Linked DNA regions of Homo sapiens: region 1 is linked to region 2. The links are chromatin loops, found by intact Hi-C in ENCODE. Cell type or tissue: B cell. All regions are shown on one strand. Links, peaks and the distances in the headings refer to the core of each region. The heading gives the core; the rest is flanking DNA. Region 1 holds the start of DTNB-AS1 (DTNB antisense RNA 1). Region 2 has its middle 21 kb from the start of DNMT3A.

Region 1 (15,688 bases), core at 4,433-9,432, 57 kb before region 2:
GTAAAGTTGACACATAAAAATAACCATCACACAAACCAACCTAATTAAACCATTCTAATCAGTAACTTCACTATATTAAGAGTAAGATAGCATATTAGCTGTAGGTTTGGGATACTGGGGAACTAAATACATGCATAATAAGTCAGGTCTATCTTGTGGCGTGATCATAGCTCACTGTAACCTTGCTTGAGCTGGGTCCAAGGGATCCTCCTTCCTCAGCCTCCTGAGTGGCTAGGACTACAGGCATATGAAGTCTATCTATTGTTGTTGAAAGTTATATTACAACCCCTGTACCCCTGAGCAAAGAAAGGCATGGTTGGCATTTGAATGCCCTCCCCCTGGACAATTTTATTGGCATCGAACAGAAATATCTACCTGGTTACATAGCAGCAATACCAGGATACTTGCTCCTGCTATTACTTTCTCAGGTCCTGCCCAGCGATGCTGAGAACTCCCTGCATTTTGTAGTATGATATCGAGTTAACAGCCAGAGAAAATCACAAAGTGTGGAGTGCCCCCAAAGCCAGATGACAGGAGTGAATTTAATCTTGTGATAAAGTGGAGTCATTGGAGGTTTTAAAAATAACAGTTTAGGAAAATGCGCAGGGCAAGTTAGAGTGGGAAGAAACTAAAGGATAATAGGAGACTAATTTCATCCTCCAGGCCCGAAGTGACAAGGATCTTAACCCCAGGAGTGGTAGCCCAGGAGAATATCAGTTTAGAGACTTTCTCCAACTTCTGCATTCTAAGTCAGTCTCTTAGTAATGAAGCTAGTGGGCATTAGCAACTTGGATAAATGTAGCATTTGTGTTTTAAACTGAATTTTGACTTGCTCAAGACAATTACTGTTTTGTTATGAGCTGAGTTGTTGGTGGTGTTGGTGGTGGTGGTGGTTGTTGTTTTTTCCCCCTAGCTTTGGCCCTGAGTATTTGGGTTGTTTTGCATAGATATGTTTCTACATTAACCCTGTTAGCAGGATTTTTCCTCAGAAATATTTTATGTCTAAATGGGTCTTATTTAAAGAAAATCTTATGTAAAAATGTGGCCTAAATCCCTCTTAATAGTTGTCAGATACCCAGCTAAGCAACCTAGCCCCTCATCTAAACAGCAGGGATGTACTTAAACATACATGGCCTGTGTAACATCTGCAGCCTCGTGGGGCTTTAAAAGCCCTGCTGCCATGGAGTTAGTACACCTGTGGGATGGGAGATAATAGGGTATCCAGTCGGGCGCAGTGGCTAACACCTGTAATACCAGCACTTTGGGAGGCCAAGATGGGTGGATCACTTGAGGCCAGGAGTTCAGCCTGGCTGACATGGCAAAACCCCATCTCTACTAAAAACACAAAAATTAGCCGGGCACGGTGGCACGTGCCTATAATCCCAGCTACTCAGGAGGCTGAGGTGGGAGGATCGCTTAAGCCCAGGAGGTGGAGGCTGCAGTGAGCAGAGATTACACCACTGCACTCCAGCCAGGGTCAGAGAGTAAGACTCAGTCTCAAAAAAAAAAAAAATAGGGGATCCACTCACCTCTTCCCTGTGTCACATCTCCCTTTTCAGAAAGATGTTCTCAAATATTACCCAAGCATAGATGGGAAAGTCCCAGTGCCCCAGTGTGATTTTTGTAAAAGGCAAAAGGTTTATGTAAACTGCAGGGAAGCCAGAGTGTATCTCCCCTAAGTAACCTTGTACCATTGCCTTTCAGTTGGATTGTCTTAGTGATCCCCAGAACTACTGACCCCAAGCCCCATGCATGCCACTGTGGCCTTCTAGTGTACCGCTGATGCTTGTATTCAAGGGCTAAGCAGAACGAGCTAATGCCCGCAACTCTGATCCCAAACCCTGAGTTTCTTTATATTTGCAGCAGTAATTTCAGAAAAATAAGCAGGACACTGCTGCCCCTGTAGGATCCCCTGCCAGGTTCTTAAATATCATTTACCCGTCTGACAGGCTAAGGCTGTTCAGACTGGGAGGAAGAATTTGCAAACACAAATCTAGGAATGTTGCCTTTCTATCCATTGGCTAGAATTCACAGTCGAAAATCTCATGCCTTTAGTGTCCAGCTTCCTAAAAGAATTACCACGTAATCTTAATTTTTGTATTATATGCATACCTGAAAGGTCATACACAGGAATTACTGACTTCTGTTAAAATTTCAGTGTTTTCCTACTATTAGAAATATATATTCATCAACCCATAAAAGTACCCTTTAGAATCCTAATTTTAGGCCAGGTACAGTGACTCACACCTGCAATCCCAGCACTTTGGAAGGCCAAGGTGGGTGGATCACCTGAGGTCAGGAGTTTGAGACCAGCCTGGCCAAAGTGGTGAAGCCCCATCTCTACCAAAAATACAAAAGTTACCTGAGCGTGGTGGTGCGCGCCTGTAATCCCAGCTACTTGGGAGGCTGAGACAGGAGAATCGCTTGAACCCAGGAGGTGGAGGTTGCAGTGAGCCGAGATCACACCACTGCACCCCAGCCTGGGCAACAGAGCAAGAAAAAAAAAAAAGAAAAGAAAATCCTAATTTTAATTTAAAAGGGGTTGTCTGCTTTTATTGATGTTCAGTATGCTAGCATTTAATTCTCTCATAAAATAGTCGGAAGCAGTTAGTCAGATGGACAATCAAGCCACATGGTCTGAGATACTCATAAATTAAAATACATCTCACAGTAAATTTTCATGCCACAGAGAGTTCTTTCATTCTGCTGCTTCAGGAAACTATTATGTACTTTATCTTCTATCTGAAATGATAATTTAAAGAAGCATACATAAGAAGTGACATCACTGTTAATTCATTCAACAAAAATCTTAATCCTTTTTTGGAATAAAGCAGGGTTAAAATTAATTTTTTTGTTTCTTTAACAAAAATCTATTGAGTTCCTAAGTGTCACATTAGTTATTTGGCATATCATGGTGACTAGACTCAATCCCTGATCAATCAAGGAGTATCAAGGACCCTCCTTCTTTGTTTTTTTGTTTTTTTGTCTGAGATGGAGTCTCACTCTGTTGCCCAGGCTGGGGTGCAGTGGCACAATCTTGGCTCCCTGCAACCTCTGCCTCCCGGATTCAAGTGAGTCTCCTGCCTCCTGCCTCAGTCTCCTGAGTAGTTGGGATTACAGGCACCCGCCACCACAACCAGCTGATTTTTGTATTTTTAGTAGACGGGTTTCACCATGTTGGCCAGGCTGGTCTCGAACTCCTGAGCTCAGGTGATCCACCCACCTTGGTCTCCCAAAGTGCTGGGATTACAGGCGTGAGCCACCCTTTATTCTTTTTAATGACATAATGTAGACTGACACTCAGGCATTCATGTTTCTCTACATATCTTTCCCTTATACTTTTTACCTGATTAATGAGTATTAATTAATTACTGACCTCAAAAAAACTTCCTATTTAATCTAGAAGTGTTTATGTGTTGGTGTTTCTAATCCATGTTCTACTTCATTTTCCATTTGTCTGATATTGCTTTTGAAACTCATTTTACCAGGCCAGGCGTGGTGGCTCATGCCTATAATCCCAACACTTTGGGAGGCCGAGGCAGGTGGATCACCTGAGGTCAAGACCAGCCTGGCCAATATGGTGAAATCCCACCTCTACTAAAAATACAAAAATTAGCCAGATGTGGTGGTGCATGCCTATAATCCCAGGTACTCAGGAGGCTGAGGCAGGGGAATCACTTGAACCCAGGAGGCGGAGGTCACACTGAGCCGAGATCGCGCCATTGCACTCCAGCCTGGGCGACACAGTGAGACTCCATCTCAAAAAAAAAAAAAAAAAAAAAAAAAAAAGAAGAGAAAAGGAAACTCATTTACATTTACCAGATGAATTCTGCAGTTTTGAATTTCAACCTCATTTGCAAATGCTTATCTAGTTTGAGTGTAAATTTTTATGTAAATGACTACAGTGGCTATGTCATTGCTTTGGCCACCTTGCCAGACCTCATTCATGTGGAAGAGACTCACATGTTTTTAGGTGACATAAGCAGTTCTAAGTTTACACTTTATAATTAAGGTATTACCCCCTTTTAAATCACGTTGGCTCTATCCCTTGTCATCAGTCAATATTTAGTGACCCCACCTGACTAGTTGATAACACAGAGGTTCTCAGACCTGGGATCTGACCTGTTTACTGTGTTGACAGAGCCTTAAGGGCTTTATCTGAATAAGTTTTGTGAGTTTAAATTATACAACACTATCCTAAATAACACTTTGCCAAAGTCCATTCTCTCCCCAGTACCAGGCCACATGGAAGGCCTGTAAGTCCTGGAAGCGCTGCCCTGCCCACTGTCCCCAGCCTAACCTGATATATCTACTGCAAATTACGGTTTCTCTTCTGACAAACTTAAATTGCAATCACCAGATGTCCAAGTATGAAACATTGCTTTCTGAATTTCCCTATTCTGTTGAGCCACAGCAGTGTTCTCTTTAATACCAAACCTGGAGAAAACTGTGGAAGTAGGGAGATGTCTTAGAAACAGTTCTAAGAAATTACATACTGGTCTTTTGACCTCGGATACAATTTCAGCCTGTTAGGATTGCCCCATCCCTCCCCAACCATCGCACTTTCCACTTCAACACAGTGCCAGCAATGAAAACACATTTTATAATTGTTTAATAACTGTCCTATGACTGTTTGCCTTGCCTCAAGAATATAAGAAAAGTGTCCTGCCCCAAAGGGAAGTCTGGCAAGGAAGAGAGCTTGCTTCCTAACTGCAAAGCAGGTGCAAAAGCAGAAGCGCTCTAATTCCTTCCCGCTGCCAGAGCCAGTGTTCAGCGCTCTGTGCCTAGGCTCCTGTGAGTTTGGCTTTGGTCAGGCATCCAGCATCTGGCTTTGATTGTGAAGAGCACCTTCCCATGCTGAGTTGGGAGTCTCCTTAAGAGATTTCTCGGTGCCCATTTATTTCTAGTCCCTGTCTGTCCCTTGCAGTAATAAAAATTATGTTCTCCAAGTGTTTACTCACCCTCTCCCTTTCGTAATTCCTTTGCTTTACTGAGGTCTTTCTCACCATTGCACCCAGGTCTGTAGACTGTGTGGGAGCAGGAGCACTTACCCATTCCTGAGACTTCCTAGGCACGTACATGTTCAGTAAAGACTGGCTGCATGAATTGTTCCAATTTAAATAGAACCATTGCACAGCTTTTAGATTTACATACTAGGCCAAAGAGCTGAGTCTCCCTGACCACAGTGACCCATGGTGAGGCACAGAAGGAGGAAGTGGAAGAGGCCCATTAAAAGACAGAGTAGATGAGTAGCAAAGAACTGAAGAAAGAGAAACTTGAAAGTGTTCTCTTTATCCTTTTTCCTGCAGTGTCTGATAGTGCATTCATTTGGGCAGTCAGCTAATAGCCAGCAAGTGCCTGCTCTGTGTTCCATCACCATAAGGTTCTAAAAGACAGAGACCGGCCAGGTGCAGTGGCTCACACCTGTAATCCCAACACTTTGGGAGGCCAAGGTAGGCGGATCACCTGAGGTCAGGAGTTAGAGACCAGCCTGACCAACATGGTGAAACCCCATCTCTACTAAAAATACAAAATTAGCCGGGCATGGTGACACATGCCTGTAATCCCAGCTACTCCAGAGGTGGAGGTTGCAGTGAGCCCATATCGCACCATTGCACTCCATCCTGGGCAACAAGAGCGAAACTCTGTCGATAGACAGACAGATAGATAGATAGATAGATAGATAGATAGATAGATAGATAGATAGATAGATAGATTGATTTAGATGACAGAGACCATTTCTTTGTTTCCAGTGCTTTCTGCATAAGAGGACTAAATAAACCTGTATTGAATTAATGAAAAACTGAGGTCAAGAATTCTTTTTTGAATGACCTTTCAGGGTCTCCAAACAGTTTCCAGTTTACTGGGGGAAGTTGTGTATGTATGGGACTCACTGAAAAAAAAAAAAAAAAAAAAAAAAAAGACTGTGCCTGAAAGCAAGTAGACGGGGATACAGTTCCAACATGTTTAGTGTGGAGAGGGGACCAAATAAGAAAAGAACCTGTAGTGGGCAGAATTGCTAGTTGGGAAGTGATGAGGGCAGTGGGTCTCAGACTTGTATGCACCAGAATCAGAGACAAGATTGAACGCATTGCTGTGGCCCACCCCTAGAGCTTCGGTTTGGTGGGGATAGGGTGAGGCACAAAGTTTACATCTCTGACAAGTTCCCAGGTGATGCCGATGCTGCTGGTCTGTGTTCCATGCATCAAAAACCACTTGCCTCGATAAATGTACCTAAACACATGTGAATATCGTGAATGATGAATATAGAATTATTATTACAATTTCAAGTCATGGTTGCACTTCCTCTTTCAGATTCCCCTAAATAGCTATGTGAACCTTAGGCAGGTCAGGCCCTCTAGGCCTGTTTGATCTATAGTAAGAATGTTGGCGAGGTGGTTTCTAAGGTTCTTTCCTTCTAGCTCTAGGAGTTAGCATTGAATCACTCACCGGGCCGAGGCCTGCTGCTTGCTTCGTCCTCTGATGCTCCTGTGGGGGATGGGGCCTTTGATCTCAGCACCTGTGGGCCTGGCCTGGTTTGCCTGATTTTTCTATCATTTCTGACCAATGTTTGTGGTGATGGGCATTAATGGGCATTAATTTCTCTCCTTTTTTCCTCTGCCTTTTTTTTTCATCTTCAACACTCCAGGAGGAAGAGCAAAAGCAGGCAGTAAGTGAACTTCGGAATTTCCCGCCGGACTCTCGCTCCTTTGCACGTTCTTCCTTTCCTCATATAAATGTTTCTCCTCTTCTCCCCGCACATCATCTCTGAAGAGGGTTTTATGTGTAAAACCCCCAGCGGTTCTCCCCATGGTGTTGTAAAATGGCCTAAAAGTTCAAGGCATGTTTACCCAGTAGAGCATGTTCTTACTTAAAACCAGAGCTTGTAAGTACCCATCTGTTGTGCGCATTGAAGTGTGCATGATTAGCCAGGCTACCATTGCATTTTCCTGCTCTTTCATTCTCTGTTGTTGTGTGTCTGGAGTGATTTTAATTGCTTGAAACAACTTTCAGGGTGCTGGGGTGACCTCATGTCATGAATGAATGTGCATGAAAATGAGGACTTCTTTTGCTAACTATAGATGTCCTGCAGTCTCGACTAGGCTTCTGGATGCTGGGGCTGTGCCAGCCTCCTTAACAAAATTACTGACGACGACTGAGACACTGACTCCACTTGCAATGATTTCCTGTTCAGAACCTACTCCAGACGGAGCTCGGGTTTTTCTGAGCTGTGTGGCTATTGCATGGTGTTTGGGGGAGGTTTATGTTTGTTTCTGTTTATCCTGATAGCCACTGACCCACACAAGAAAGTCAATTGCAGGCTTATCTACAATATTAGCACCATATGTTTATATAACATAGTAAGATTTCAAAGCATACATTTTTTAAGCTGAAGCTGAGTTTTCGTTTACCTTGGAGCTTTTTTATCCTTTGGGAGATAAATACAAAACGTTTAATTTTTAAAATTTGCCTTTTTTTTTTTTTTGAGACGGTGTCTCGCTCTGTCTCCCAGGCCAGAGTACAGTGGCATGATCTCGGCTCACTGCAACCTCCGCCTCCCAAGTTCAAGTAATTCTCCTGCCTCAGCCTCCTGAGTAGCTGGGACTACAGTCACGCACCACCACACCCAGCTAATTTTTGTATTTTTAGTAGAGACAGGGTTTCACCATATTGGCCAGGCTGGTCTCGAACTCCTGACCTCATGATCCGCCTGCCTCAGCCTCCCAAAGTGCTGGGATTACAGGCGTGAGCCACCACGCCCAGCCTACCCATTTTTTTAAAAAACACAAATGTATACATGTTTTAGGTTAGGAATATAAAACATTATACTTATAATTTCTAGCTAGGAGAGCAATGGGACCATAGAGTAAAGGCGAGAGGAAAGGAAAGAAGAGATCAGTAGTGAGGGGAGGAGGTGAGAAGAGGGTACGGAGGAGACAGACTGTCAGGGGGAAAGAAGATGGCACATGGCATCAAGAGTGGCCGACAACCCAGAAATCTGATGGCTTTCGTGGAACCAAAGTGCACTTGTTTTGGTTTTTCCTAGGTTTGGTTTTGCTTTTTTCTTTATTCACACAGAGTTTATTGCTTCCATCTCTGGCGTTTCTGCATCAGTAGGTACACTTACATGGGCAAAGCTGAACAGGATGCAAATCAAGCCCAGCCATTACATGCTTCTTCCAGGAAGTGACACGCATCACTTCCTCTCCATTTCATTGGCCAGAGCAAATCACATGACCACACTTCACCTCAAGGGGGCTGGGAAGTCTAATCCTCCAGTTTATCTAGAAGTCCCAGAGAAGCAGATGTTGGAAATACCTCCCCCAAGTAGACAAATGAGTGAGACTGTTGGAGGGAGAGGAAGGAGACTACTTATCCTTCCAGCTCCTGATGGTCTCATCCCCTTGTTATGAAGTATTCCCTTCCTGATGATCCAGGGTGTCACTTCACCTGTTGTTGCTGACCACTAGCATCCCCTCCTTCTCTTCAGCCCTCCATACCCCAGAGATGCACTTTGCAGCTGCAGCTACTTGCTGCAAACCTACTTCCAACAGTCTGCCCAGACTAACAGCATCTTCTGATCTCTCTCTGCGTGTGCCAGCTCCAAGTGAGCACAGACTGGAAACACCCGACACCTCACCTGAAAACTCTTTCAGAAGAGGGCAGGCATTGTGGATATTGGTCTTAGTCGTAGCAGTAGAGCTTCCAGTAGACATTTAATTTTTAAAATTTTTATGGATTACCATGTAATCCAAGAAACAGGAATTGCCACTGCTGTGATATTAGTTCTCAGGTCAATTTAAAGCTAGCCTTGAGCAGACAGGGGATTAAATAACGTGTCCATTTCAGTGACCTTTCATTCTGTGTGAGATCACCATCCCCTTGAAGTTGGCAAAATGAGAACCTAGACTGCTGAAGCCTGCCTCTAATGAGCCACTGTAGGTATATCTTGGGAGTTCTCCATGGCCAGGGACCTGAGCTCATGTCCAAGTCCTTACAGTCTTATAGGACTGTCCATAGCGTGAATTGGTACAATTTGTTTTTTCCTCAGCTTTCCCCACCATGGTATGAGGTAAGAAGTGCTGCTCTGTTGACTTAGATAGAAATATCCTTCTGTCCACTTCACAGGTTTAAACTGGACCCATGTAAGTTCAGCTCTGAGGCTCAAATTTGGACTGAATGACTTTACGTAATTCAATGTTTTTCAGATGTACAACTGAAGAGACTATAAAGCTTTAGAACTAGCTTCTGTTTAATCCCCACCATTATTGAGTGACAGGCCAAAACATAGGCGTATTTAACACAGAACTATGATATAACCCTAACCCAACCACCCTTCCTTCCTTCCTTCCTTCCTTCCTTCCTTCCTTCCTTCCTTCGTTCCTTCCTTCCTTCCTTCCAGGTTCTGGCTGGTGTAGTTTAATTTCTTTCCTATCAAAATGTCTTACCCTAAATGGGTAAGAAAATAATTGTATAACTTGTTAGCTTGCAGGTAGGGAAAATTTTTTTCTTTTTTCTGAGACAGAGTCTTGCTCTGTCACCCAGGCTGGAGTACAGTGGTGCGACCTTGGCTCACTGCAACCTCCGCCTCCTGGGTTCAGGTGATTCTCTTGCCTTAGCCTCCCGAGTAGCTAGTATTACAGGCGCCCACACTGGGCTAATTTTTGTATTTTTAGTAGAGATGGGGTTTTGCCATGTTGTCCACACTGGTCTCGGACTCCTGACCTCAGTTGATCCGCCCGCATTGGCCTCCCAAAGTGTTGGGATTACAGGCGTGAGCCATCACGCCCGGCCAAAATTTTAAAAAGAAAAGAATTGTAAAACACTTTTAAAATGAAGAGTTTATTAGATGTGCTTCCCAAAACTGGCTCTGTAAATCCATTATAGAGAACTTTTGATAGTGTCCACCTTCTTGCTTCATTCCCCTTAGGGATTTACTGCTTACTACTACCAGGATCTCTTTCTACCCAGATAACACTCTGACACCAAATGTGTAGGTTTCTTACACCAAAAAATTCAGTTCTCTGCAGACACCAGCTGGGTGTCCTACGATTTAATTCAATTCTGACACTACCTGGAGTTAGGGCAGAGCCCACAGGTTAAGGGCTCTGTCCCACAGGAGTGCCTCACACTTCAGACACCAATCACAAGTAGTGGTTCTTCAGATTACCCACACTTCTGTCCAACTTGGCTACAAATCAGGGCTCCCACAACCCCTTCCTCAGGCTCAATAATTTGCTGTAATGGTTCATGAAACTCTGAGAAGCACTTTACTCACTATTACTAGTGATTTTAAAGGTTATTATAAGGGCACAGGTGACCATCCAAGGTGACGATGTACATAGGGCAAGTTCCAGAAGGGTCCAGGAGCTTCAGTCCCCATGGAGTTGGGGTATATACCACCTCCTGGCATATAGACATGCTCACCAACCGGAAGCTCTCTGAACCCCTCAGTTAGGGTCTTTATGGGGGTTCCATTATGTATGCATGATTGATTCATTCATTGGCCATTGGTGATTAACTCAATCTTTAGCCCCTCTCCCCTCCCCAAGGCCTGGTGGAAGGGGCTGAAACTTTCAACCCTCTAATAATGCCGTGGTCTTTCTGGCAACCAGTCCCCATCCTGAAGCTATCCAAGATTCCCGAAGCCCGGTCATCTCATTAGCATGCAAAAGACACGCATATCACTCTGGAGATTCCACGGGTTTTAGAAACTCTGGTCCAGCCTGGCCAACATAGTGAAACCCCATCTCTATTAAAAATACAAAAATTAGCCAGGCATGGTAGCATGCACCCGTAGTCCCAGCTACTCGGGAGGCTGAGGCAGGAGAATCGCTTGAACCTGGGAGGTGGATGTTGCAGTGAGCCAAGATCACGCCACTGCACTCCAGCCTGAGCAACGGAGCGAGACTCTGTCTCAAAAAAAAAAAAAAAAAAAAGAAGCTCTTATGCCAGGAACCTGGAATGGAGACCAAATATATATTGGTTATATCATAGTATCACAGGGTTACTTTGGCATTTGGGAAACTTGAGAGAAATGGGCAATAACTGTTACTTTAAAAGCTTGGGTGCTGTGATTCTGCCTTCAGCCTCAGCCACTTTTGTGGTGCTTTGCGTGGCATCAGTACCTCCACTGATTCTTCTGTCTTTCCTCTCTCTCTTCCCCCCTCTTTCCCTTCTGTTTTTCTCAGATCTAAGGGTTATAATGGAGGGGCAAACTGCCTGGCTATTTCAGATAAGACTTCACTGAGTGACTGTTCAGCCCATGATTTACCCTGCAGTTTAACAGGCTCAGGAATTAGGTCGCATCAGTTGAGCGCGGGTCACTTAGGCCTATAATCATCATCAGACGGCAATTAAAGGACCATTTCTGCCTTTTTCACTATTACATCCCCCGCCTGTAGCCCAGCCTGCCATACAGTAGATACTCAATAAATATTTGCTGAATGATAACCAATATTAACCAATTTTATAAGATTTTGACTTATACTCTGTATGAATTAATAATTGTATTAATTATAAGGGACATAACTAGTTGACGTACCTATAGCAGTGATTTTGCTCAAGGCACTCCCAGATAGATCCATTCAGGAGATCCACTCAGAAATATCCTTTATCAAAAAGAATCTGGGCCAGGCATGGTGGCTCATGCCTGTAATCCCAGCACTTTGGGAGGCCAAGGCAGGTGAATCACGAGGTCAGGAGATCGAGACCATCCTGGCTAACACGGTGAAACCCTGTCTCTACTAAAAATACAAAAAATTAGCCGGGCGTGGTTGTGCACCTGTAGTCCCAGCTACTCAGGAGGCTGAGGCAGGAGAATGGCGTGAACCCAGGAGGCGGAGCTCACAGTGAGCCGAGATCGCACCACTGCACTCCGCACTTCAGCCGACAGAGCGAGACTCTGTCTCCAAAAACAAACAAACAAAAAAAAACTACCATCAGAGTGAACAGGCAACCTACAGAATGGGAGAAAATTTTTGCAATCTACTCATCTGACAAAGGGCTAATATCCAGAATCTACAAAGAACTCAAACAAATTTACAGGAAAAAAAATAACCCCATCAAAAAGTGGGCAAAGGATCTGAACAGACACTTCTCTAAAGAAGACATTTATGCAGCCAACAGATACATGAAAAAATGCTCGTCATCACTGGCCATCAGAGAAATGCAAATCAAAACCACAATGAGATACCATCTCACACCAGTTAGAATGGCGATCATTAAAAAGTCAGGAAACAACAGGTGCTGGAGAGGATGTGGAGAAATAGGAACACTTTTACACTGTTGGTGGGACTGTAAACTAGTTCAACCATTGTGGAAGACGGTGTGGCAATTCCTCAAGGATCTATAACTAGAAATACCATTTGACCCAGCCATCCCATTACTGGGTATATACCCAAAGGATTATAAATCATGCTGCTATAAAGACACATGCACACGTATGTGTGTTGTGGCAATATTCACAATAGCAAAGACTTGGAACCAACCCAAATGTCCAAAGACTTGGAACCAACAATGATAGACTGGATTAAGAAAATGTGGCACATATACACGATGGAATACTATGCAGCCATAAAAAAGGATGGGTTTGTGTCCTTTGTAGGGACATGGATGAAGCTGGAAACCGTCATTCTCAGCAAACTATCGCAAGAACAAAAAACCAAACACCGCATGTTCTCACTCATAGGTGGGAATTGAACAGTGAGAACACTTGGACACAGGAAGGGGAACATCACACACCGGGGCCTGTCGTGGGGTGGGGGGAGGGGGGAGGGATAGCATTAGGAGATACACCTAATGTAAATGACGAGTTAGTGGGTGCAGCACACCAACATGGCAGATGTATACATATGTAACAAACCTGCACGTTGTGCACATGTACCCTAGAACTTAAAGTATTAAAAAAAAAAGGTGTCTGATTTCCCAAGAAAGCAAATAATGAAAATAATTTTTTTAAAAAGGAATCTGAAAAAAATTTGTTACCAAAAAAATACAAACACCAAGCTGATTAGTATTATTATTAATTATTAATGTTGTTATTTCTAGCTAAAGAAAATATACTGATACATGGCATAAAAATCACCTTGTCTTTTAAAGATAATAATCTATAAAATGCAGGATATCTATAGTTATTTGCATCGTTTGAAAATATTTTAAATATTGCTCAGTAAAAGCCCAGTGCTTACAGTCAGAAATACGGTTGTAGGATTCATCAGCATGTTACAGAGGGACACTAGGGTCACCAGAGACTGATGAAGTCCCTACTGGCAATGGTGTTTATGACCATTGGTGCATTTGAGCTATGGGCCTCTCTGGCCTCAATCAAACAATATCCCAATCCTAGTCTGGAAACAGTTCAGATGTACAAGTTCATCTAGGAACATTTTAGGGTTCCATTTTTCCCAGTGACTCAGTGCACCATAAAATTTCACTGCTGGATCTCTAATACCACATTCACTGAGCTATCCAAGGAAAGGGGTTCTGTTTATTCATGAAGGATTTGTTTCCTCCAACATTTATCTGATCTCTCCTATTAGAAGTTAATTATCTAATAATGATCATCTGGCTTAAAGACTTAAAAAGACTTTATATATGTTTAATAGAACATTTTATATAATGATCATCAGGCTTAAAGACTGTAACTTTAGACAGTAAAAGTTATGTAAGGATAGGAAGCTCCTTCAGGGTGGCCTTGGCCCAGCTTAGGTAGTGGGGCAGTGGGCCAAAGGATAATATACCTGGCACTCTGAAAATAATGTGATTAGTGGAATCTTGGGGAATTGGCCAAGAGAACTTTGCCACACTTGGGACCTTTCCTTTTACTTCAGTGAGTTTGGCTATCACGTGGGATCTTGCCATCATGCCCTATCTGATTTCCAAGACCCAGACAAATACCCACCTACAGCTATACCAAAGAGAGCATGGTTTGGCCTGGCTCCAGGAAGCCCCCCTTTCTGATCACAGCTCTACCAAATATACCTCAAAGGAAGGGCACTTAATGTTTAGTTAGCAATGGTCGACCCACAAGGGCTCACATAAACCTCATGAATACTAACTTTGTAAGTTTAAGAGAAAGTACTTTCAGAAAAACAAACCTATGCAACAAGAAAAAGAAACCTCCTCTTTGGCCATTAAAGAGATTGTTGGTGAACCCCTTGATGTTAGCATGCCTCATGGGTCACGTTCCCTTCTTAGCCTTTGGATACAGTCTCACTGGGAAGCGATTCAGATTCACATGCTTCTGCAATCTTCTGGGCTCCGTGGCTCTTAATCTTCCGAAATAGAAGCCTGAGTCTACTTCCCAAAAGGCAAAGGATTGCCATTCATTTATTTATTTAGCGGTGTTTTACTATATATGTTCAAGACAGTGAGCCTGGCCTTTTGGAGGATAAAAAGAGAAATCGTACACAAATACCACCATCAAATAGTCTGAAAGTTATTTCATGGTTGACATGATACCCTAAATGCAGAAACACAAGCCGGGCCAGTGGTATCCCGGGCCTCAGGCACCACTGCGGCCCTCCTAAGTTGGCAAATGGTACAGATGTCTGTTGGTAAATGAGGATCGCTGTGCTATACGTAGGACTCTCCCACAAACCTTTATCCTGGGTCGCAGTCCCAGGATATGTGCATAGACTGTCTGCTACTGCTGGCTCCCTCCCACACATGGCCTTGCAAGAGTTGGCAGGGTGTATTCATCGGTCTTGGCACCTGTACTCACCGTAGGGACCTGGCAGTTTGTTGTTATTTTTTTTCCAAAAAGAGGAAATATCACTATAATACTAAAAATAGGTTTGGTTTTTCTTTTCTTTTTTTTTTTTGAAACGGAGTTTCACTCTTCTTGCCTAGTCTGGAGTACAATGGCATGATCTCAGCTCACTGCAACCTCTGCATCCCGGGTTCAAGTGACTCTCCTGCCTCAGCCTACCAAGTAGCTGGGATTACAGGCGCACGCCACCACGCCCAGCTAATCTTTGTATTTTTAGTAGAGATGGGGTTTTGCCATGTTGGCCAGGCTGGTCTCAAACTCCTGACCTCAGGTGATCTGCCTGCCTCGACCTCCCAAAGTGCTGGGGTTACAGCCATGAGCCACCGCGCCCAGCTATGGTTTTTCTTTATGGTTAAGTATAAGTCTATTTGAGCCCAAAGCTTGAGGATGGCCCCCCAGGAGCAAAGATTCAAATTGCCCTGAATATACATTCTGATTAGCAGCAGTTACAGTGGGTTTAAAAAAAAAAAAAAAAAAGAAAAGGCAGTTCCTAAGTTGTTTACCAAGAACTTACATTAAAGTAACATAAGCAGGGCATGTGTTCTCAGGATCTCCTGAGGGTTGTGTCACAGGCCAGATACGTTTTAAAAAAATAATAACATAAGCTATTGATTATCTATACATTGTTCTTTTTATCGCACATTCCAGGAACATGAAGCTAATGAGTGAAGCAGCTAGTCAGTAACAAAATGCCTTTAAACCATTGCCCCCCCGCCTCGTCATGGCAGGGTGGCGTGACTGAAGCCCCATACCTGTGTCTCTGGGGACCTGATAAAGTTTGAATACCTCATATAATTCAGACTTCCCCGAGTTATTTTTGTTCTCATTTCCCCTCTTTTCATCAAGATCCTTCTGGGAAAGCATCATAGATGAACAAAAATGGTTTTGGTTTCTTTTATGTTCAGGAACTTACTC
Region 2 (15,688 bases), core at 6,080-11,079:
TTGGGGTAAAATATTTTTATTTTCTTCCTTGTCTCATAACGTTATGCCAGCCAGAGTCAGGCTGGAAAGTAAGTCACAATATATAGGGTTAAATGAAACCTATCTGATGAGAATTTATGATTTGTAGGGCATGACTCTCCAGACCCCTTAGATAGGAATTTGGGCAAGATAAAAAAAATCAGAGTTTAGTCCTCACCACAGTGTCAACTTGCTAATGTGATGGAATGGCAGCAAGATTTCAAAGAAGATTTTGGGGGAGAGAGCAGGGAGTGGCTCAGGGAAAGAAGTGGAGTGTTGAGTCAGTTGGCTTAATGGGAACCTGGTTTGCCCATTTTGAAAACCACAACGGAGAAATAATCACCCAGATCTACTATTTTTTCACCTTAAAACATCCTGGGGCCCGTCATCTTGCACCCTGGCTCTGCAGGGCAGGATTGGAAGGTCTCTGGGGGGCCCCGCTCCTCTGAAGGATCACCTGCCCCACCTGTCACATTCCTCCCTGGCCAGGCCTCACACTAAAGAGACTCGCCTGGCTCCACCAACACCCACTCCAGACTCTGTAGGGGGGTATCAGCAGAAATTGAATCTTTAGCCCCACAGAGAGGCTGTGACATTCCCACTGCCACTTAAGGGTTAGGGCTAGTCAGAGAATCATAGAACGTTAAAGTGTGAAGGAACCATCAGGACAGCTCAAGAAGCCGAAACCAAGCAAATCAGATGGCCCAGGGCCACACAGGGAAGGAGTGGAGGGGTCCCTGCGGGAGTGCTGCCCCTTCCAGGCCTCCTCTGTCACCAGAGGAGCTGGTCCTGCTGCTTAGAGTCATATTAAACCTTTGGATGGGGTATGTAAGGACACTTTCCCCTGGAAAAATGCTACGTCACTCACTTTATATCCTGGCCTTAGGCCAACTGAGCCTTCACCCCACCCTCCCTGCCTAAGTCACCTCACCAAGCATCCTCTGGTACTGACGACGATGCTTTTGGCCTGGTTACCAAGCTTTCCTGACCACCTGATGGTAGGGCCCCTCCACATGGGCTATTCATCCTCCCAGAAGCAGGTCCTCCAGTGACTGATCTGCACTAATGTGGGCAAACAGAGGGCATCCTCCTCCTCTCTCTGCTTCTTTTCTTTGCAAAATTAGTGGGACAAATAGGTACAAGTTGCATGAAAATGAGATACAGTTCTTCATTTGCCATCCACACCAGGAGCACCAGGTCCCGGAGCCCAGCTGTGCATTAGATGTTGTCTCTGCAGCACAAGGTAGGAGGCTGCAGGATGTACCTGAGAAACGCAATCGCACAAAGCAATTGTTCAGCACCAAATATGGGGGACAGAAGAGTGCTAAGGGGAGAAGACTCCAACCATAAATAAATAAAATGGCAGCAAATTAGGAAATAACAGAAACCATACTGTCTCATGACGTCCATTCACTTGCTCATCACAGCCTATCCAAGGCTGCTTTCAGAGTTTCAGTGAGTTCTTCACTGTTCCCTACTCTTGTAAGCTCTTAAATATGCCTGCTCAGCTCCTCTTGCTTCTTTGTTTTTTAAAAACATACTAAAGGAACTATTTTTGCAGCAAAACCTTCCTCCTCGGATAAAACTTCACTTCACTGGCTCTGGCTTTTGAAGCCAGGCTTTCCCTCCTCCAAGCCAGCGCGCCTCCTCTGAGGTCCCTTTCAGTCTGGAGGCCTGTGGTGATGTCAGTGTGCCTCAGCTGTTTTCAATTAAACCCCTCGAGCTGAGCTGAATAAATGGCTTCAGCAAGCTGATTTTCCAAAGGGTCCACCTTATTTTGAACCAACATGTCAAAACAAAATCAATTCAACCTGAAACACATACAGTGCAAATAAATACATCTCTTCACAGATTTACCTTAAAAATTACAAGGGCAGGCTGGACACGGTGGCTCACGCCTGTAATCCCAGCACTTTGGGAGGCTGGGGCCCGTGGATCACCTAAGGTCAGGAGTTCGAGACCAGCCTGGCCAACATGGTGAAACTCCGCCTCTACTAAAAAATACAAACATTAGCCAGGCGTGGTGGCGGGCGCCTGTAATCCTAGCTACTTGGGAGGCTGAGGCAGGGAGAATTGCTTGAACCTGGGAAGTGGAGGTTGCAGTAAGCCAAGATCGTGCCACTGCATTCCAACCTGGATGGCAGTAAGCCAAGATCGTGCCACTGCATTCCAACCTGGATGACAGAATAAGACTCTGTCTTAAAAAAAAAAAAAAAAATTACAAGGGCAAAGCAAGATGCGAGGGCCTCTCCAGTCCCAGCCCCACAGCTCCCCTGGGGTGAGAAGGAGGGAGCTTTGATTTCAGTGTCCTCAAAGAAGGAGGCAAAGAAATGACAGCATAGCCCCGTGTCCTGGCCTCGGCATGGCTAAGACTGCTCCTGCCCGCCTCCTGCCCACCTCGGGCCCAGGACTAGGCCAGTTGAGGAGGAAGCATCACTTCACCTGCTGCCGCCTGTCTCCTTGGCCTGGTCCACCACAGCCGCCGGCCTGGTAGGTGCCCGTCCCTAAAGAAAGTCAGCTGCGGAGGCTAGAAGGGTGATACCTCTCAGCCCTGCACCAGGCTGAAATCCCCGCTCCCTGCCAAGTGCAGGGGTCCCCACGCTGACGCTGGCACTTGCTCCTGCCCCGTTTCATTTGCCAGCTTTGCTCTCTGGGAAGGGGCGCTCTGAGGGGAACCCTACCCGAGGGGCCAGGCCAGGATGGTTTGGACTAAGAGGTGGACGTTTTGGGTCTAAATTGGAGGGCAGAACAGAGGGTGGCCCAAAGTCTTATTTTGTTCAGCCCAGGAGGCGTTTTTAAGACAATTTAATGGGTTGCAAATGGTGAAATATCAGAAGATTTAACAGAAAAACCCAGATTTACAGTATCTCTGGAAAAGTTAGACTACCTGGCTCTACTGGTCCCACAATTCCCCCATGGCAACATGTCTGCTGAGACCCTCAGGCTCCCCCCACCGCCTGTAATCGCTGGCCATGCCTGTGTCAGGCAGCTGCTCCAGGGCGGCCATGGAACTGGCACTTTCCCAGCTCTGTGTGGGCATCGTTACATCCTCTGAAGCCCTGGCCAGAGAATGCCTTCCTGGGCCATTCTCAGGCAGCAGGCGACCTCCCTCTGACTCTAGAGAAGAATTAAGAACTGAGACAACTGGCTGGGCGTGATGGCTCGTGCCTGTAATCCTAGCACTTTGAGAGGCTGAGGCGGGTGGATCACCTGAGGTCAGGAGTTCGAGACCAGCCTGGCCAACATGGCAAAACCCCATCTCTACTAAAAATACAAAAATTAGCCAGGTGAGGTGGCGGGTGCCCGTAATCCCAGCTACTCAGGAGGCTGAGGCAGGAGAATCACTTGAACCCAGGAGGCAGAGGTTGCGGTGAGCCGGGATCGTGCCATTGCACTCTAGCCTGGGCTACAGAGCGAGACGCCATCTCAAAAAAAGAAAAGACAACTGAATTTCTGGGGAGCACAGATTTGTGGGAAAATGTCCACACTTACAATTATTCCATCCCCTTTTACCTTGTGGCTTCTGTGCAAAGCCACAGTTTTAGGACAGAAGATGCAGAGAGGGACCTCACTGCCGAGTCAGAGACGGTCCCCTAGGCCCCGGCCAGCTGCTTCCAATGTCTGCTGTCACTGCCTCTGCTCCCATCATTCAAGGCCGGGGGAACTCCAGTGGCAAAAGCCCCACACCCCCAATCTACATGTGGGTTACATTATTTTGTTCACCACTGGTCAGTGCAAAATTTGCATAGGTAATTCTCAAGTGCTGGTATTCCTGGCAGATGTGACACTGGGCCACCCCATAGTGATGGTGGGCCTGCCAATGACTGTCCAGGATGGCCTGGGGCTATAAGTAGGAAAGGAGAAGTTTTAGAGAAACAAGGAACTGAGGCAGAGTAGAGAGAAGCCCCTTCAACATAGGCAGAGTTGTGAAGTTAGTACCCACCCCGCCCAGTCACACGGGGCCTTGAACCCAAGAGTTGTTTTTTTTTTGTTTTTGTTTTTGTTTTTTGAGACAGCATCTTGCTCTGTCACCCAGGCTCAAGTGCAATGGCGTGATCATGGCTCACTGCAGCCTTGACTTCCCGGACTCAAGCAATCTTCCCATCTCAGCCTCCCAAGTATTAATAGCTGGGACTGTAAGCAAATGCCGCCATGCCTGGCTAGCTTTTTTTTCTTTTCTTTTCTTTTTTTTGTTTAAGATGGAGTCCAAAATCAGGACGCTAACAGCTGGATTTTTTTGAGATCCAGCCCAGGCTGGAGTGCAGTGGCATGATCTTGGCTCACTGCAACCTCTGCCTCCTGGGTTTTAACGATTCTTCTGCCTCAGCCTCCCGAGTAGCTGGGACTACAGGTGTGCGTCACCATGCCCAGCTAATTTTTGTATTTTTAGTAGAGATGGGGTTTCACCATATTGGCCAGGCCGGTCTCGAACTCCTGACCTCGTGGTCTACCTGCCTCGGCCTCCCAAAGTGCTAGGATTACAGGCCTGAGCGACTGCACCCAGCCTTTTTTTTTTTCTTTTTTTCTTTTTTTCTTTTTTTAAATAGAGACAGGGTTTTGCCATATTGCCCAGGCTGAGCTCAAGCAAGGGGCTTGTCTCAAACTCTTGGGCCCACCTTGGCCTCCCAAAGTGCTGGGATTACAGTTGAGCCTCCGCACCTGGCTCCTCTGAGCTTTTTAACATGCTCTTCTTGTCTTCCTGAACCAACTATAAGGTCCCTAAAGTCAGGGATAGTGATATACACCTTCGAGTCCCTCAAAATGTGCGAATACTATGTTCTCCAAGATCCCTGGTAACTAAAATGAGTGCTTGTGGACAAATACCTAACACGCAAATGATTTACTAAATATATAGAGAGATAATGCAGGTAATTAAATTTCTGCCTGTTAACCAACACACATGAAATGCTAGGATAGTGTCTGAACAAAGTTTACAAATAATAGTACTATTTTATTGCTTTAAAAAAATCCACCTGTCTTCCTGAATGACGCACCACCCACCCCACCCCAGCCCAAAGCTAAAGCATCCTGGACAAGTTCTTATGCAAAGGAGCAGGCCTGTCTCAGGCCTCTAGAAGAGTCGGCTCCTGCCTGGAGGCACTTCCTGGCTAGGTGGGAGACAGTCCAATCACCATGGCCCACAGGAAGCAATAGCTCACTCTGTGCCAGTTACCGCTGAGGGTATTCCTGCTCGGGAACACCCAAATGAGGTATAAACTTTCCCCCAGACACTTGAAACTTGAAAACTTCCCACCAACCTGAAACACGGGAGCAGGAGCTAGAAGACAGGGTGCTGGCACACGGTGGGTGCCAGTTCCCACCAGCCTGAAACATGGGAGAAGGAGCTAAAAGACAGTGCTGGCACACAATGGGTGCCAATTCTGAATGGCAAATGACTAATGTATTGTGACCCGGAGGGTGTGCTGGCCTGGAAATGAAGCTTATGTTAGAACCTAACGATTGTGCAGACTGGCCCTGGAATGGGGAAAAGACTGCTTTTTAGTGTGGTTAATGAATACGTGTTTTAAGGCGATGCCGAGGGTGTCCATCTGTAGAGAAAACTTGGAGAGGCTAACGAGGATGGGAAAGCTTGCACAGTCACTAAGAGGGGATCTGAGGTGTGGGTCCAGGACCCATGATTGTCTGGTGTGCCCGCTGCCCACCCAGCTGCCTGGGAAAGACTGGGCGCCTGTGTCCCAGCCTCTGGTTATTGTCTGAGGGCTCCCAACCCCGCTCCAACTCCCACGTCCTGCTTGTCTCTTGCTCAGCTCTGTCTGTGCTCCACCCTCAGCTCACCTGCCCATTGACGTGACCTGCCCAGCTCCCAGGAGCATTTATATGTGTGACTCCTGCCCTCTGCTCCAACCTTGGTCCCTAAGTCATCCAGTCCTGCTGGGGTGCCTCCAGCTGCCCCGGGCTTCCTCCATGATCTCCCTAGACCTGGTCTAAATCTGTCACCTCTTGCCTCAATTTGCCCTTTTGAATCTTCTCCCTTTCCTTTTTCTGCGAGTCTGCACCCTGCTGGCCCCTTGCTAAGTCTCCTCCTTCTGTCCCTGTCTTTGCTCCCAAGGGTCCTCACCAGCGAGGGTTCTGCCTTCTTCTCTGGAGTTGTCTCATCCTCCCTGTTTCTTGGAGGCCTGTCTGGGGCCCTGCTTCTCAGGGAGGTACCTGAGGGTTCCTGGGATCCCTGGGGACCATGCCTTCCTGGACAGCTATAGGGTTCAATGGAAAAGCATGGGTTCTGGAGGGCAGGCACACCTTCATTTGAATCCTGACGCTGCTCCTTTCTAGAGTGACCTCAGGTCACTGCCTTATTCTCTGCATCTATAAAATGAAGATAATTCCAACCTATTTAGTTGTTCTAAGGATTATATTAAAATGTGTAAGAGACCTGGAGCAGGGCTGAGCACATAGCAAATGAGTAATAATGGTTGCTTTCCTTTCTTCCTCTGACACTAGTGTCTGCACCATCCACTGGGCACTGTGGGTCAAGCCACACTGAGCCGCACTGGCCAGACCCTACCTGGACTCATAGGCGAGAGGCTACAGTGATGGGGACAAGGGAACCTGGTACTGCCAGGGCCCAAGCCCCACGCCCGGTGCCAGGTGGCTGAGGATCTCCCCAGGCCTGGCACGGGTGCTCAGGCTTGGGGCGCTGATTTGTCTCCCCTGCCCAGACATGTAAAGGGCCACTTAAGGAGGTCGAGGGGTGGAGTCCAGGGCCCTGAGCCAAATCTCTGCCCAGGCTGTAGCCCTCAAGTCATGGGAAAATCTGCTTCTGGGGTGGAGGCTGGTCTTGGAATGGCAGGTAAGGAGCAGGACAGGATGGGGAGGACCACCTCGCAGACCTCACTCTCACCACCAGGTATACACACACTTGTGACTTGCTTGCCCCCTCAGTGGGTGAGCAGTTTCTTCAAGCCCTTGAAACGCCAAGGTCTTGTCACAGTTTTCTCCCGGGGCAAAGGGGCTACTTTCCCCTACACTAAAGAGAGCCCTCTCCGAACAATTTATTCTTTGCCAGAGATACTGGGCTCTGTGCAGGCTCCTAGAGGGAGCTTTCTCTACCGATCAAGAAGCATCTGCTTCCCTTATTCACTTAGCAAAAATTTCTTCTTTTTTTTTTTTTTTTTTTTTTTTTTTTTTTTTTTTTTTTTGCGGCGGAGTCTCACTCTGTCTCCCAGGCTGGAGTACAGTAGTATGATCGGCTCACCACAACCTCTGCCTCCCAGATTCAAGCCATTCTCCTGCCTCAGCCTCCCGAGTAGCTGGGATTACAGGCGCCTGCCACCATGCCCGGCTAATTTTTATATTTTGAGTAGAGACGGGGTTTCAGCATGTTGGCCAGGCTGGTCTTGAACTCCTGACCTCGTGATCCACCCGCCTCAGCCTCCCAAAGTGCTAAAATTACAGTCGTGAGCCACCGCGCCTGGCCCCAGAGATGGCTTTCTGTCCTGAGCAAGAAGGAAATATTCTGGAAGTTATACTTTCCAATGCTTTCCTCCCCACCAACCGGACAAAAGGCCAGGGGCCCACTCCAGCTGCCCTAGGGAATCCCCCAACATCTCACCTCTCCTTAGCTCCTCTGGGCTTCTGCAGTGACATCAGTGTGACTTCAGCACTGCGCTTTTTGAGCTAGCGGCTCTGCTCCGCTGCCCTCGGGCCCCACTTCCTCTAAATTCCCCGTTCCTCTCCCCGTGGCTCCACTTCTTCTTCGGGGCCGTGGCAGCGTTCTTCAATGTTCCCCGTGCACAGCCTGGATCCTGGCTGCCGCCTGTCCTACCTGTCCACGAGCTCCCCCTCTTTTTTTCCTCACTCTTGACTCAGAGAAACCCCACCCAATGCCTGCCAGATAGCGGAAGCTTAACAATCAGTTGTTAGATGTGCAAATAAAATACAGCCACAGATCGTTATATTGGTAACACAAACACAACATTCAGAGACCAAGAAAATGAAAAAGGGAGGTCTAGAAGGTCCTCACCTTCGTTCTTTTGTAAATAACGATGTCTTTATTATCAACAGGTCCCACCAAGGATTTTCCTGGTGTGTAAATTTATGAGGTGTCTTATAAAGGAATGACAAATGGAAAACACAGTTCATTATACACTTAACAAATTGCCTTTATTAAAAAAACAAAAACCAGGAAATCAGGATTGTCCTTGAGGAGTGAACACACCCAGGGGCCATGCCCCAAATGTTCTTTCTGTGTCAAGTGAGCCAACCCCGTCCCCTCTGTCCCATTCCCACACACACGTTTCCTCTTGCGCAGCTCAGGCACCGGGACTGGGTCCCCTCCCTAGCCCTGCCGGGAAGGAGAAAAGAAAGCGAGACTGAGCCCAGCCAATCAACAGTCAGCATTTCTGAAGCTCCTCCCCAAATACAAATATGCGCTCCGCCCCCGCTAGCGCCACCTGGAGGGTGAAGAGCGAAATGCGGCGACTGCACTGGGTCCTCGGCCTGGCGGAGCCGCCCACTTCGCTGGTTTTTGCAGCCGATGGAGACCCGGACTCCGCTCCGAAACCTGCTGACCGCGGTGGGGTTATTCGGAGCGGAGCCGCCGAGGGGCTGTCGAGCGCTTTTGAATCTGTTTACTTGAAATGACTTTCCCCACAACTTTCCCTGATTTCTATTCCCACTTGACCAAAAGAATGAGTTTGATGTGGAAAAGTGGCCAGAAAAGTGGCAATAGTGGTGTTAGGTGCTCAATGGCATCTCTTTGGGCTCAGCCTCCATTAAGCAAAGTAGATGCCTGGGGTGGGGAGGTGGCACCCTTTTTCCGGATCCCCAGTCAGTGGGGCAGGGGCTTCGGACACTGTCCCCACAGCTGGACTAGTGGCCCAGAGATCCTAGAAGGGACCCAGCCTTCCCGCGCTGCACCCAGACCTCCGGGGTGTGACCGCCAAGCTGTCCTGGCTCCCCTGCTCAGTGGCCTGATGGGGGTCTCAGTCCCGCACTCCCTCGTGGGGTCGGGGCACTAAAACAATCATTTTTTCAGGCCATGCTCCTTGATCCTAATTTAAAAGGCGGCCTGGCCGGACGCGGTGGCTCATATCTGTAGCTCCAGCACAGAGTTGGAGGCCAAGGCAGGCGGATCACCTGAGATAAGGAGTTTGAGGCCAGCCTGGCCAACATGGTGAGACCCCCGTCTCTACTAAAAATACAAAAATCACCCGGGTGTGGTGGCACGTGCCCGTAGTCCCAGCTACTTGGCAGGCTGAGGCAAGAGAATCGCTTGAACCCGGGAGGCGGAGGTTGCAGTAAGCCAAGATCATGCCACTGCACTCCAGCCTAGGCGACAGAGTGGGACTCTGTCTCAAAAAAAAAAAAAAATTAGCTGGGTATGATGGTGCAGTCTGTAATCCCAGCTACTCGGGAGGCTGAGGCAGGAGAATCGCTTGAACCCGGGAGGCGGAGGTTACAGTAAGCTGAGATCACGCCACTGTACTCCAGCCTGGGTGACACAGCAAGACTCTGAGACTCCATCTCAAAAAAAAAAAAAAAAAGGAGGCCTGGGAAGGATCCCCTCTGAGACATGGAAGACTTGCTTGACTCAAGGTGGGTTTTTTCCTTGAGTCCCTCAGTAGCCCTCAGGACAGTCCCTCAGGTGCCACCTGCCCTCCCCTGCAGGAGAGGTTTGTTCTGGGAGGAGAAGCCCAGACAGGCACGGGTGGCGGGAGGGCAGGTGGGCATCTGCCCCCAACAGGCCTCTCTGCTTTGGGAAGCCCAGGTGCCCTCGGGACCCTTGAGAAAGGAAAGGTGGCGGGGAGAGAGGAGGGCAGGATGAGTTTTTTTTTATTGACCACCTACTATATGCCATATGCTATGTAGATTTCTGACCACGACAGCGGCCTCCTAACAAAGGCCCAAGAAAGCTGACTTTAAAATTACATTTACATGCCCTTGAATAGCATATATTAATTTTACACAAAGGAGAATATGCCTTTAGGCTGTTTTCCTTTTTCTTTCTTTTCTGTGGCCAAAAAAAAAAAAAAAAAAAAAAAAAGTGGGAGGGGGGTTGATGGGCTTAGGACAGAAAGGAAGAGGTATGCCACCAAAATCACCTGAGAAGAGAAGGGGGGGCTGGGGGTGGGGGTGGCCTGAGAGAAGGACAGACCCTGGCCTCTCCCAGTGGATAAGGAAGAATCTTGCTCTAGCAACTTCAAGATGGTTTGCCTGGTCAAGGAGGGGAAGGGACAGGGCGAGTCCATGGGCCCTGCTCAGGGCTGGCTGCTGGGAAAGGAAGGTCTGTGTCAGTCATGGAATCCAGGAAATCTGCCAAGTTTAAGGCTCAAGGGGGATGGGGGAGCCACCTTTTCTAGGGCCACTATGGGTGGTCTTGGGGCCCTCAGAGGACTTGCTTCTTGGGCACCTGAGTTAGACCTGGCAGAACCAGCAGACACCTTAGGACCTAAGATGGGCCCTCCCTGCCACTCTCTGGGCAAGAGCCCCAAGCCCATATCTCCAGGGTCTGTGTGGAGGGCACTGCTGGGCCCCTGAGAAGTGCAGAAGGTCAGGCTTTCCTGCCCTGGCTTAGCAAAACACCCGGCCTCCATCTCCCCCATTGTTCCCTTGTCCCCACGAACATGCTAGCCCAGTTCTGCTCAGGAAAATCAGCCCCCGCAGCCCAGGTTCTTGCACCTTCCTGTCCTGAACTTCTTTGTCCCTGTCTACTCCTCTCCCCACTGTTCACAGCCCCCAACCTCCCAGGGGCCCACATTCAGCTCCTGAAATTCATTAAGTGTGGCAAGGAAAGGTCTCCACTCAAGAGATTTCAAGATGTCTGGGGACAGGCAGGTTTTCCAAATGACCCTGGAGGCCGGGTGCTTGGGACGCAGTGAGAGGGAGGGGACAGCAAGGGGAGGGCTGGGTTAGATCTGCTCAGGGACAGAGCTGTGAGCCAGTACCCAGCCTGGCAGCAGGTGGGCTGGGTGACAAGCCCTCGGCCTCAGCCAGTCTCTAGCACAAGAGAGCCCCGGGCCCCCTGGGAAATTCTGTGTGGACAGAGGGTGAGGTGAGAGTCCTGGTCTGGCCCTGGCTCTGCCGCTGGCTTGCTCAGAGCCCCCTCGGGACCTCAGCAGCCTCATCCTTAAAATGGACAAAACAAGGGCTGGGGCCAGGTGCAGTTGCTCACACCTGTAATCCCAGCACTTTGGGAGGCCGAGGCCGGCAGATCTTGAGGTCAGGAGTTCCAGACCAGCCTTATCAACATGATGAAACCCCATCTCTACTAAAAATACAAAAGATCAGCCAGGCATGATGGAGCGTGCCTGTAATCCCAGCTACTCGGGAGGCTGAGGCATGAGAATCGCTTGAACCCAGGAGGCGGAGGTTTTAGTGAGCCGAGATTGCACTATTGCACTCCAGCCTGGGCAACAGCACGAGACTCCATCTAAAAAAAAAAAACAAAAAAACAAAAAAACAAGGGCTGGCCTGTCTGCCTCCGGGTTTGTGACTAGGATCTCATGAGAGCTCTGTCTGAAAGGGGAATTTCCCCTGTCTTCTGTGAAATGAGGAATGGAGAGAAGCAGGGAAGGCAGGCAGTTCATGTCAGCTAAGGCTGTGGAGTACTCGCTATGTGTGGGCTCAGTACCAGGCACTCAGCACCCTCTCATTTAATTCTCCCAACAACCCCGCAAGCCAGGCATGATCAACAAGAGCACAACATCTGGCGAGTGGGCAAGCTGGCACGAGAATCCACAGCTCCCAATGCGAAGCCCCTGCCCTTTACCCAGTGCCACTCTGGGACAGATGTTCCCCTGAAGGACACCCTCTGGGGTGGGGAAAATGCCCTCACTGGAAGCCTGGAAGTTTAGTGCTTGGCCCCAGCTGGCTGAGTGGACTTAGGGAACTGACTTAACACCTCTGCCCTCCATGCCGTCCTTTGTCTGAGAGGAGGTTTACTCTCTGGGAGTCACTTTTATGATCCCAGCCCTGATCCTTTGTTGGGTTAGAAAAGGAATGAAAATGCAAATGGGCGTTAGACCTGGAGCCAGGGGCCAGGGCCCTGGCATGGGCCTCAGGACTATTGCCCTGCTTTTGAGCATCCCTACATGTGGCCTGGGCCTAGCCACCCCAGGAGACAGGCAGGAGCCTGTTACAAGCCCATGTGTCAGAAAACTAAGGTCAAGTGAAGAAACACGACGTCTCAGGGTCCAAGAGCAAATTAGAGGCAGAGCCAGGGTTGGAATCCAGGTCTTCCAGCTCTTAGCCCAGCTGCCCGGCTCAGGCCCCAGCTTGGAACAGAGGGGGAAGAACAGGAAAAAGGGGCTGTGGCCTTCTCTGAAAGCTCCAGGGGAGGACCAATGTCCTTGCCTTTGCCAGCTTCTAGAAGCACCCACATTCCTTGGCTTGTGGCTCCCTCCTCCATCTTCAAAGCCAGACATAATGCGTTGAGGCCTTCTCATGTTGCATTGCCCTGACACTGACTCTTCCATCTCCCTCTCCCACTTTTTTTTTTCTTTTTTTTTCTGAGATGGAGCCTTGCTCTGTTGCCCAGGCTGGAGTGCAGTGGTGTGATCTCAGCTCACTGCAACCTCCACCTCCCTGGTTCAAGTGATTCTCATGCCTCAGCCTCCCGAGTAGCTGGGATTACAGGCATGTGCCATCATACCTGGCTAATGTTTGTATTTTTAGTAGAGACGGGGTTTCGCCCTGTTGACCAAGCTGGTCTCAAACTCCTGACCTCATGTGATCCACCTGCCTCGGCCTCCAAAGTGCTGGGATTACAGGCATGAGCCACTGCACCCGGCCCTCCCTCTCCCGCTTCTAAGGATGCTTGTGATGACATTGGACACACCCTGATAATCCAGAATAATCCCCCCAACTCTAGGTCAGCTATTAGCAACCTTAATTCCATCTGCAACCTTAATTCCCCTTGCCATGTGGCCTGACAAATTCACAAGTTCCAGCAATTTGGACATGGACATCTTTCAGGTGCCACTATTCTGTCTATCATATGCCCCTCGTCCCAAAGGGTATATATTAGGTTGTTCTGACATTGCTATAAAGAAATACTTGGCCAGGGCCGGGTGCAGTGGCTCACGCCTGTAATCCCAGCGCTTTGGGAGGCCAAGGCGGGCAGATCACCAGGTCAGGAGATAGAGACCATCCTGGCGAACCCTGTGAAACCCCGTCTCTACTAAAAATACAGAAAAATTAGCCAGGCATGGTGGCAGGCGCCTGTAGTTCCAGCTACTCAGGAGGCTGAGGCAGGAGAATGGCATGAACCTGAGGGGTAGAGCTTGCAGTGAGCAGAGGTCACGCCACTGCACTCTGGCCTGGGCAACAGAGCAAGACTCTGTCATAAAAAAAAAAAAAAAAAAAGAAAGAAAGAAATACTTGGCCAGGCATGGTGGCTCATGCCTGTAATCCCAGCACTTTGGGAAGCCGAGGCAGGCAGATCACTTGAGGTCAGGAGTTCGAGACCAGCCTGGTCAACATGGTGAAACCCCGTCTCTACTAAAAATACAAAAATCAGCCAGGCATGATGGCAGACACCTGTAATCCCAGCTAGTCAGGAGGCTGAGGCAGGAGGATTGCTTGAAGCCAGGAGGCAGAGGTTGCAGTGAGCCGAGATCGCGCCATTGCACTCCAGCCTGGGTGACGGAGTGAAACTCCGTCTCAAAAACAAACAAACAAAAAAACACACAAAAAAACTTGAGACTGGGTGATTTCTAAAGAAAAGAGTTTTGATGGGCTCATAGTTCTGCAGGCTTTATAGGAAGCATGATGATGGCATCTGCTTGGCTTCCAGGGAGGCCTCAGGAAGTTTCCAATCATGATGGAAGGCAAAGGAAGAGCAGGCAGGTAGCAAAAGCAGGAACAAGAGAGTGAGAGTGTGCTCCCACACTTTGTGAGAGATGCTATGTGTCACTTTTAAATGACCAAATCTCATAAGAACTTACTAACACATGGACGGCACCAAGGGGATGGCGTTAAACCATTCACAAGAAATCCAGCCCAGTGATCCAAGCACCTCCCATGCAAAGGATTACAGTTCGACATGAGATTTGGGCAGAGACAAATATCAGGGGACTTCTAAAAACTGACATCAGGGGACTTCTAAAAAGGTGCATGTCTTTTACCTGCCGTGGGTTGAGATTTGTACCTGCCATCCTCCTCTGTTCCTCCCTCAAGTCTCTGTCCAGCCGCAGCCTCAGCCTTTGAGGATTTCCCCTGCATCCCACTTCCTGCCTCCTGAGCATGCCCCGGAAATGTTCCCTGGGGAGTGTCGGCTCCTGGTGGGAAGGCCCTGGTGCCCACCTTCCTGGTGCCTCTCTGTCCTTCTGTCCCTCCCACAAGGGGACCTATGGCCCTGCAGCTGCAGGGGGACAGGAGAACAGGCCCAGGGTGCTGGCCAGGCTCAGAGGGGGAGGCCCTCAGGGAAAGGGGAGTCTCCTTCCCCAGATGGATCCAGGGGGCTGCTGGCTGCTGGTGGGGGCAGCTGAGAAGGGCCCAGAAATGTCTATGGAATTGCTTCCCCTCCTCCCACGTCCTGAAGAGGTTTCCGTGTCCCGATGGCAGTGCCGGCTGGTAAGATGGGGAAGGTGAGCCAGGCTGTGTACATGGGCTGCTGGAGGGGCATTTTGCTGCTGTGTATTATTGTTTTATTCCCGGCACTGCTGGGGGTGGTGGGAGTGAACCCAGGCAAATGACTGAGCCAGGCTCTTCTGGGAACCGGCAGGAGGCCCTGAGTGTGTCCATGTCTCCCTGTGGTGCTGGGACAGCTGGGATTCGGGCTGGGATTCTGTCCTCACACTCTCGGACAGTCTGCTCTGGGCTGCCTGGGGTAGTCTTAGGTCGGGTCCAGCCCCCTTGCCTTTGCTCCTGTGGTGGGCAGCTTCTAAAATGGCTTCCTGGTATCTGGATCCTTGTAATCCCCTCCACTTCAGTGTGGGCTGGTTCTAGTGACTGGCTATTAACGGAGAGAACAGCGCAAATGCCTCCAAGATTTGGTTATGAAAGTTCGTCTCTTCGCTTGCCACACACTCTCTCGCTCTCTCCTCCTTCCTCTCTGGTGAGGCCAGCTGCCATCTTGGGAGCGTCCTGTGGAGAGGCCCACGTGGCAAGGAGCTGAGGGCAGCCTCTGGCCAATAGCCAGCATTGAATTGAAGCCCTCAGTCCACCAACCTGTGAGGAACTAGATTCTGTCAACAACAACCATGTGAGTGAGGCTGGAAGTGGATCCTTCCCCATCAAACCTTGAGATGACAGCAGCCGGACACCTTGATTGCAGTCTGTGAGAGAGCCTGAGCCTGAGGACCCCAGCAAGCCACTCACAGATTCCTGACCCATGGAAACAGAGAGACAATACGTGTTGTTTCAGCCGCTAAGATATGGGCTAACTTGTTATGCGCTGTAGATAACAAATGCACTCCTTCCTCCCTGACCTCTTGCCTCGGAAATACTGAGTCCCTTTGTCTTTGGCCTTCATTCATTCATCTGGCTCGCCCTGCCTCCCTGAGCCCCCTTCTCTCTCCTTTGTTGTCATCTCTTCCAGCCCCAGGTTGTAGCCTACCCCCGAACCTCTGGTCTCCACACTCCCCGGAGAGCCCATCCCTTCATGGCTGCAGTGTGAGTAGTGTCACACCGATGGCGCTGTTCCTCGAGTTATTCTCCACTCCATCCGCTCCTCTAAATTCAGTTACACTTCTCCTCTGGCCCCTGAATA

What was found. Hi-C counts contacts between places; a loop is a spot of excess contacts. Peaks named below come from ENCODE experiments on the same cell type or tissue, not always from the same donor. Only the 100,000 strongest peaks of a DNase experiment are listed, where the experiment ranks them.
Region 1: a loop joins it to region 2, with 13 times the contacts of the local background. A loop is called at or near these places in 5 of 110 quality-filtered maps.

The regions. Positions count from the first base shown.
Region 1 is chr2:25,410,497-25,426,184 of GRCh38, reverse strand. It overlaps DTNB (dystrobrevin beta), which reads left to right. Exons shown (of 21, transcript NM_021907.5): 16 at 6,650-6,670. DTNB-AS1 (DTNB antisense RNA 1) reads right to left here and starts at 5,092. Exons shown (of 3, transcript NR_183382.1): 1 at 4,962-5,092; 2 at 2,670-2,742. RefSeq lists enhancers at 6,160-6,839, 15,656-15,688 and a silencer at 8,267-8,316. In B cell, for the core only: no CTCF peak of the experiment used is centred there; DNase peaks (open chromatin) are centred at 4,714, 5,164, 6,384 and 8,174; H3K4me3 peaks cover 3,533 bases; H3K27ac peaks cover 5,000 bases.
Region 2 is chr2:25,354,853-25,370,540 of GRCh38, reverse strand. No RefSeq gene overlaps it. Among named protein-coding and RNA genes, the nearest start is that of DNMT3A, 21 kb to the right of the region's middle. RefSeq lists enhancers at 7,799-7,848, 7,899-7,998, 8,269-8,348, 11,566-12,101, 13,975-14,475. In B cell, for the core only: CTCF peaks have their summits at 8,217 and 8,420 (motif pointing left); DNase peaks (open chromatin) are centred at 6,838, 7,146, 7,680 and 8,370; H3K4me3 peaks cover 1,425 bases; H3K27ac peaks cover 1,334 bases.